2 separate regions of the Homo sapiens genome follow, and region 2 is linked to region 1. A link is an interaction called in ENCODE POLR2A ChIA-PET data of the cell type or tissue named here. Cell type or tissue: OCI-LY7. All regions are shown on one strand. Each heading gives the region's core, and the rest is flanking DNA. Links, peaks and the distances in the headings are about the cores only.

What was found. Peaks named below come from ENCODE experiments on the same cell type or tissue, not always from the same donor. Only the 100,000 strongest peaks of a DNase experiment are listed, where the experiment ranks them.
Region 2: POLR2A ChIA-PET joins it to region 1 with 8 read pairs; 7 of 35 experiments call an interaction of 5 or more read pairs at or near these places.

The regions. Positions count from the first base shown.
Region 1 is chr11:124,940,927-124,945,325 of GRCh38, forward strand. LOC107984406 (a long non-coding RNA gene) reads left to right here. Exons shown (of 2, transcript XR_001748429.3): 2 at 2,474-2,664. Among named protein-coding and RNA genes, the nearest start is that of HEPACAM, 7.1 kb to the left of the region's middle. In OCI-LY7, for the core only: no CTCF peak of the experiment used is centred there; no DNase peak of the experiment used is centred there.
Region 2 is chr11:124,674,609-124,679,007 of GRCh38, forward strand. SPA17 (sperm autoantigenic protein 17) reads left to right here. Exons shown (of 5, transcript NM_017425.4): 2 at 630-810. The coding sequence starts at 657. It overlaps LOC124902780 (a long non-coding RNA gene), which reads left to right and starts at 817. Exons shown (of 2, transcript XR_007062933.1): 1 at 817-954; 2 at 1,058-1,497. It also overlaps a transcript of SIAE not described here. In OCI-LY7, for the core only: no CTCF peak of the experiment used is centred there; no DNase peak of the experiment used is centred there.

The DNA.
Region 1 (4,399 bases), core at 66-4,065:
TGAACTCCTGACCCAAAGAAACTGTAAGAAAATAAATGTATGCTGCCAGGCATGGTGGCTCATGCCTGTAATCCCAGCACTTTGGGAGGCTGAGGCAGGCAGATGGCTGGAGTTGGAGACCAGCCTGGGTAACATGGCAAAACTCCGTCTCCACAAAAAAATACAAAAAATTAGCTGGGCATGATGGTATGTACCTGTAGTCCCAGTGACTCTGGAGGCTGAGGTGAGAGGATCCTTTGAGCCCAGGAGGTTGAGGCTCCAGTGAGCTGAGATTGTACCATTGCACTCCAGCCTGGGTGACACAGCCAGCATCTGTCTCAAATAATAATAAAACATGTATGCTGTTTTAAGCTGCTAAATGTGCAGTATGTGTTATGTAGCATAGAAAATGAATACAATTAGCATGTGTGCATTTATACTGACACAGAGGACTGAGTTCCAGGTTTGGTACAACACGGTATGGAAAAAGGACGGCATATGTAGAACTGTGAAATGAGCTCTAAACTGACTAATTCAGCTGAAGCAGGAGTATGGAGTCAGGGATGATCCTGAAAACCTAGGCCTTCAAAAATTTGAAGAAATATTGGTATCTTAGTTTGGGTTTCCTCAGAGGCAGATCCTAAGTTAACAAGTCAAATAGTTTATCCAAAAGGTAATTACAGCCAAACCAGGCAGTATATTGGGGGAATGAAACTGGAAGGAAAGGAAGCCAGTAAAGGCTGCATATGAAGCAAATCACTATTGTGGGCAGCTAGAGCTTATTCCTCTTGGGAGCCCTAGGTGGTAGTAAAGAATATGCCTCCTAGGGGATAGGGAGCTGGGGTATTTATCCACCAACTGCCATCAGATATGAGCTAAGGGGCTGCTTCTGAGGGGTAAGGAGATATTAATTTCTGAGGCTTCTTACCTCCCTCTTCTAACTGCTCTCTCTCTCTATATATATATGTGTGCGTGTGAGAGAGAGAGAAAGAGAGAAAGTGCTACTCTGCATTTGACTGTGTCAACCACTATATATATAGATATTTGCTTATTTATTTCTTCCAACCCCATCTTACAAACAAGAAAACAAACTTCTGAGAGGTCAGCAGCTTGTTGAAGTCATATAGCTGTTAAGTGACAAAATTTGGATTGGATCCCAGACAGATCACCAAAAAAGCTTAGGGTTTGACCAACCCCTAATGCACCAGTAGGAATTCCTCCTCCTGGTATAAGCTTTTACCCTCCAGGACCTACTCCCTGACTAAGCTCTGGATATGAAGCAGCCCTCTCTCCCCACTCCTTGGGCCTTCTAGTATTGGTGAAGGTATTTTCTTTCTTTCTTTCTTTCTTTCTTTCTTTCTTTTTTTTTTTTTTTTTTTGAGATGGAGTCTCACTCTGTCACCCAGGTTGGAGGGTTTCACCATCTTGGCCAGGCTGGTCTTGAACTCCTGACCTCGTGATCCACCCACCTCGGCCTCCCAAACTGCTGGGATTACAGGTATGAGCCACTGTGCCTGGCCTAGTGATGAAGTTATTTTCATTTTTATTTTTTGTTGTATAAATCTATATGCAAATGGTACTGGTGTTGTCTCTACCATAAGTTTGATTTCTCCTAATGGACAGAGGACGCAGGAGGCAAACACCAGCCAGAGAATTTGTAGAGCTGCAGCACATTGCCTGGGAAACAACGAGATTGTATGAGGCTTTGTGTTGAGAGGAGGCAGGGCCCAGCTCCTACAGCAAGCTCTGAATAAGAGACAGATTAGCTAGCTCCCTTCGGAACAAAACAAGCTTTCTGTATGCCTGGACAGTGAGGAATGGCCCTCCCCAAGAACATTTTCTTTTCTATTCGTTCTCTTTCTAAAGTTCTCCTAGGTGGCCCTACTCTGGGGGCCTCAGAAAAACATCAAATAGAAAGTAGAAATGGAGTCAAAAGGCTCCTTCATCCTGAAATTGGTTTTGCTGGCTGCAGATTTCTGTAAACATGAAGAGTTACTCAGATGAAAAGGGTTCTGCAGAGATATGGTGTCTCCACAAGATGTGGAGTTTGTTGGGAGAAATACATGATCCTGGGAGTGGCATGGGGTCCTGGGTAAATTTTGGAAGGGCAGCAAGGAGGGGCTCCCATTTCTCTGCTGAAAACAGGAGAACATCAAAGTCTTTTATACTGAGAGTAAATATTTGATTTTTGAATAGAATTCCGGCCTCCTCAGAAAGTGAGAGGGACTCAGGCTTGTGTCCATGGTTGCTAAACGTGCTCTATTCAGCCACTCTCCAGAGGAACAAAGAGGAGAAATTAATTGGTATTAAAGGGCTGGAAAGATCCAGCTTTTGCTGACCTATTTAAGATGCAGCAAGGACATTCTGGAGAATATCTCTGGAGTTCTGTTCTTGTAAAGCTTCAGTGCTTAAATACAAACAGGTTGAAAAATCATGGGGAAGCCACAAATTACACCCCAACTCATGAAAGCCTTCACTGTTTCCCTTCTCCTAGATCCTCAGATGGTGTCCACCCACCAACCGTGTCAGGGGAAGGATTCGCTGCCCTCTGCCGTCGTTCACCCTCCTACCAAAGAGGGAGGCTCAGAAATGGGAATCAGCTGGCCAGCATCTGATAATTGCCTACTGTGTGAAGAACACTCTATGTTCCAAACATTAATAAAAGTGGTGGGATGTGGAAGAGGAGGAAGGCGGCACATTCAAAAGTAATAGACGACACCATCCCTGGATCCCTGTCTAGGAGCTGAAATATATTATAGCTGGGAAGGCTGCACCTACATCTATAAGCAAGTATAATTGATAAAACATTTGCATTGCCCTTTACAAATTATCTTTTAGAATATTATTTTATTTAGCCTTCTAACAACGCTGTGCAGTGGGATTTTTTTTTCCATTTTTCAAGGAGGATCATGAAGCTTAGAGAGGTTAAATAACCTGCTCCAAGTCACACATTTTACAAGTTGGCACAGCCTAGACTCAACTGTGCTTCCTGTCTAATGTTCATAATGCTGTACCCCTGAAAGAGGTTTCCTTCACATTTGCAAGTTGGCACAGCTTAGACTCAGCTGTGCTTCCTGTCTAGTGTTCATAATGCTGTACCCCTGAAAGAGGTTGCCTTCAGCCAGGCCCAGAAGTAAAAACTAAGTAGGAAAAGGAGAGTTCTGAGACAAGATGTGAGAAAAGGGATCAGGCAGGTGACAGGACCATAAAAAAAAAAAAAAGCTTAGTAAGCAAGGGAAACTGGGCCCCCACAGGTTAGGCCAGGGACACTAAGAAGATAGATTTGTGATACACAGGATTCAATATGGGGAGGGACCACATTTCTTAAAAGGAGGCCCTAGCTAAGTTGTCAGCAGAGGTGTCTTGAAGACAGCCCCCAATTTTCCCCTTGTTGCAGTACTTACAGGATTTGGCTTTGTCTAGTTTAAAGATCCATGCCAAAGTCAGGCCTCCAAGATTCTGCATCTGGTTTGTGGCCCGACAAACTAAGGAATGTGATTTGTCAAGATCATTTGATTGTAAGTGACTGAAGTTCAACTGGAACTATCTGAAGCAAAAAGGGAAGAATTTCTTGCATTATGTAACAAAATTTTTCAGGGAGCAGGAATAATTGGAAATAAGACAGTATTTTATATCTGTGCTGTCAAATATAGTAGCCATTAATTAGCCCCGTGTGGCTAGTGGGACTGAGGAAATACATTATAAATTTCATTTAATTGTAATTAAACTTAACACATGTATCTAGTGGTTAACATATTGGACAGTGCAGCTTGTCATGCGGGCAGGAGAAGAAGACTCTTGATGGAACTAGTTAAAAAATAATCTTGGCAAAAGGCCATGGCTTAGGTCACATGCACAGCTCTGGATCAATCACTGTAGCAAGGAGACTAGAACACTATCCCAGGCTGGGCCATGTACTTAACCCCACAGTCACAGGTGGGGCCATTACTAGAAAAAGCGGGAGAAGGGATGCTGGGAAGACAAATCAAAATCTTCTAAGGTTTTATGACTCTATCTTGCTTCCTAAAAAAAAGTTAGCAAGCATTTACTGAAAGTCTATTATGCATGATATATTTTACATATGTAACATTACTTCTCACAAAACACAAACAAACCCTCAAGGGTCAATTGTTATTACATATGTTACATATCTAGAAATAAAGACTTGGATAATGTGACTTGACCACAGATAGTAAATTGCAGAACTGGAACATAAACCCAAGTTTAGCTCTAAAACCCCTTTCTCCACTGTAATATGCTATCCCCAAAGATTTGGGATATAGAGAATGTGACTATTAATAGTAGATAATTTAAATAATCATAGCTGAACACACACAAATGAATAACTTGGCTTTCTCCAAATAGTTATCTAGAAAGCCTTACTGCTTTTTTTAAAATAAAATCTATTTCCATTTATTTT
Region 2 (4,399 bases), core at 302-4,301, 270 kb before region 1:
GAAAAATATAAGAATTCTAAAACTTTAGAGGCTGGGATTTCAAAATCATGACACACAGCCCCATCCCATCCCATCCCTCCCTCACACACACGCACGCACAACCCCATTCCACAGTACGAAGGTGTTCGAAGCATTGTGGGTCATGCTTCAGAAGTGGCAGCAAGGGGAAAGATTGTGCAACTTCTTCATTCAACAAATTAATTTCTAGAACCAGGACTAATTTCTACTCTTTAAAAAAAAATAGACCTCAAAGAAGGTCTTCTCAGCAATTGACAATGAATTTAACTTTTTAGCAATCATTCTCTCTAAATTCCTGTGTGATAGCAAAAATTACCCTTACCTTTTGAGCATATAAAGGGTAAAGAGAGAAAAAGTCATATTGAAAATTATGGGTTTTTTGCAGGATTTTAAATGATTTGGCCTAGTGAATGGGTCTGTGTTTGTATTATACTAATTCACAATGGAGATTTCAAAACTCTTTGGAAGAAATGGATGGGCTTGGGTTGTGTTAGGGAAAAAAGAATTCAAGTCCAGATGTATGAGTCTCAGAAATAATTTGTTGGCATAGTTGTGATTATATAAGTAAAATCAGACAAATTTAAAGACAGTACTCTTTAATGAATCTTTAGGTTCCATAGGCAGTTCTTACCAAGAAGATGTCGATTCCATTCTCCAACACCCACTACCGAATTCCACAAGGATTTGGGAATCTTCTTGAAGGGCTGACACGCGAGATTCTGAGAGAGCAACCGGACAATATACCAGCTTTTGCAGCAGCCTATTTTGAGAGCCTTCTAGAGAAAAGAGAGAGTAAGCTTTCTAAAATTAGTCATTTTTTAAAATAAGAAACTAAGCATTTGTTTATGGTAAAACTTGCTTAAGACCATCTCCATTCTGCAGAAAGCCTTTTATGAGGCAGGGAGTTTCAGATAACAGTTCTTGCTCTTTGAAACAGTATGTACCTCTTTGATATGTTCTCTTAAATTCGTTTCATATTATCGAAGATTACCAGTTCATTATTCAGACCGTCTTCATTGTATTTCTCACGGACATACAGCGTGGAAGGTAACTGCAAAAGAGCATACATTTCTCGGGAGAAATCAGTGGGGGAAAAAAAGATCATACAGTCTACCCTCGCCACGTTCCAGCATACTGTTCCTATGCATCCCTGGCAGCTGACTGTTATTCCTGAGATGAGTATCTGTGGTTTCCTTTCAATTTTGATTCCTTCCATTTGAAAGTATTTTAAGTACTGCAAAAAGAATTCTGCACTCTTTAAATAAACTGATATTCACTGGGGTATATGAAACTGTTCTGCAATAACGGCACAGACAAACTGATTTGAAAGGTGGAATACCAGTTTGGAAAGGTAATTTATATTCTTTATGCTAAATTCCATCCTGCACAGAGACCCAGATGCCCACTAACAATAACTATTTGGTTGAAAGCCAAGGCAAAATTCCTTCACTCCTATAAATAAAATTTACAAATCCCCAACCTTGAAGGTTTATGACTGTCAGGACTTTACCAGTTTTGTACTAAAAACCTATCCTAAGCCAGGCATGGTGGTGCGCACCTTTAGTACCAGCTACTCAGGGGCTGAGGCAGGAGGATCACTTGAGCCCAGGGATTCAAGACGGTAGTGAGCTATGATTAAACCTGTGAATAGCCACTGCACTCCATCCTGGGCACTCCCACGACCCCTGCCCCAACCCCTGGAAAGCCATTGTTGATTAGAACATCCATTTTGTATAAATTCTTGTCATCATTACTTTTTATTACAGTATTCTAACAGAGTGGTAAAGGTGACTAGAAATAGGCACAAGCAAACAAACATTCTATTGTAATCATTTTATAGTGGAAGAAAACCTAGCACAAGGGTAGAATTAAAACAACTCCCACACACACTGCATAGCTCCACCCCTTGCTTTTTTTGCCCTGCCCTAGCAGAGCTCAAAATCTCTGCCAATTTCCTGAATGTTGCTGGTCTTTTCCATATCCGGTCAGGGTGAATATCTGTTGCACAATCTGAAACTTTAAATATTTTCCACTGAAAACATTTGATAAACTATATTTAGAAGAGGAACGTTATTAAGAGAAATCATTTGGCAATAGACTTGGGGGCCTATGTGAGAGCAGAGGTAGGAGGAGGGTGAGGATTGAAAAACTACCTATCAGGCATTATGCTGATTACCTTGGTGACAAAATTGTCTCTACACCAAAGCCCCTTAACACAGAGTTTAACCATGTAACAAATCTGCACGTGTATCCCTTGAACCTAAAATAAAAGTTGGAAGGGGAAAAAACTAAAATTATTTGGGAAAAGAGGTGAATTATAATGAACATCAATTTTATTATAAGATTAACTACAAATTCTTGCAGTAAAAGTCTTTAGTCATTTATTTAATTTTAGAACTCAGAAATATTCCATTATAAAAACATTTGCGTCATTGTTACTGGATCACAATAATTAAAGCAAATGATGATTCAGATTAGTGGTCTCAGGACACTAGCTCTCTAATAAACAATGGGTAAAACCATTTGAAAAAATTGTAAGCACCACACCCAATTCCACCCATGTCAACCAAAGACAAATTATCTAGAAGATACAAGTATCAGAATTCAGTCTCTTCAAAAAGGAAAAAAAACAATCATTATGGACCTCTGGCTCAGTCTCCCACACAATGCAAGAATTCCCTTGCCAGCATTCATCATAGGTGGTTACTACTCTTAATTTTTATTTTTGTGATGGGGAACATGTTAGTATATGATTTAAATGGTATTTCAGGTCACTAGGAAAAAGGTGGACTTTTTGTTATTTTAAGATAAAGGAAAAAGATAAAATTGGATCAATTTCTTATACACAAAGACAAATTCCAAATTAGTCGAGTATATAAATATTTTTTAAAAGAAACCATACAGATACTAGAAGAAAATATGGATGAATTTCTCTATAAGAGAAGAAAAAATTTTGCTAGCTAAATTGCTTTAATTGCTTCAAAAATTCGGAAGCAATTAGAGAAAAGATTGTTATAAATTGACAACATAAAAGTAAACTTTTACATGAGAAAAAGCACTGTGAGGAAAACAAAACTACAAAAGACAAACAAAAAATATTTGCAATTTATATCCCAATGGGTTAATAGCCCTAATAAATAAATAGTTTGTAAAAACAGTGTGTTATAGGCTTATAGAATCCAACAGAAAATATTGGCAAGAGGTATGAGCAAACAATTCACACAAAAATGAATGCAAATGGCACTTATGAAAGTATATTCAAACTAATGCATAATAACAGAAGTCCAAATCAAAACTACACTGAGCTACCAATAACAACCCCTCCATTACATTGGCAAAAAGCCAACATGCTCTGTAGGCTGTGGGATAATAAGCATTTATATACATTGCTGGTAGATAAGCAAAATGCCATAACTTCCAGGAGGGGAACTTAGCAATACCTACCAAAATTATATATGTATTTAACCTTTGACCCGGAGGTGCCACTTCTACACTTTTCAGGGCATCATTCTTTGTAGAAACAACCCAAATATCCACAGGAGTTTGAGTGAACAAACTATAATACATCTATACAACTGAATTATATATATAGCTGTTTTCAAAAATGAGAACTATCTCTCGATAATACTATGGATGATACTGTGGAGTGATTTTCGGGATATATTCAGTGAAAACAGCAAGATGGGGAAAAGTGTGCTTAGTGTGCTACCATTTTTTTTTTAAACACAGACGGGGGTCTCATGATGTTGTCCAGGCTGGCCTCAAACTCCTGGGCTCAAGTGATGATCCTCCTGCCTCAGCCTCCCAAAGTGCTGGAATAACAGCTGTGAGAAACAACACCTGGCCAGTATGCTATCATTTAACAAAAGAGGTTGATATGAATACATAACTGTGTGTGTGTGTGTGTGTGTGTGTGTGTGTGTTTGTGTGTGTATTTGCCACAGGGTTTGGCTCTGGCTCTGTCGCCCAGGCTGAAGTGCAGTGGTGTAATCGTGGCTCCACTGCAACCTCCCAGGCTCAAGCAGCCTTCCCACTTCAGCCTCCCAAGTAGTTGGGAACTACAGGCATGCACAAACACGCTGGGCTAATTTTTGTTTTGGGGAGTTTTTGTTTTTTGTTTTGGCAGAGACAGGGTTTTGCCATGTTATCGAGGCTGGTCTTGAACTCCTGAGCTCAAGCATCCGCCAGCCTCCGCCTCCTAAAGTTCTGGGATTACAAGAATGAGGCACCATGCCCAACTTTGTTTATATTTTTAAATGGAAAAGTAAATCTTTGAAAACTTAACATTTGCCTTTAGGAGAAAGTGAACAGGGTAGAGAGAACATGATAGAAAATATCTTGAATTTCGAATCATAAAAGTTTAACATAGTTATAATTTTAA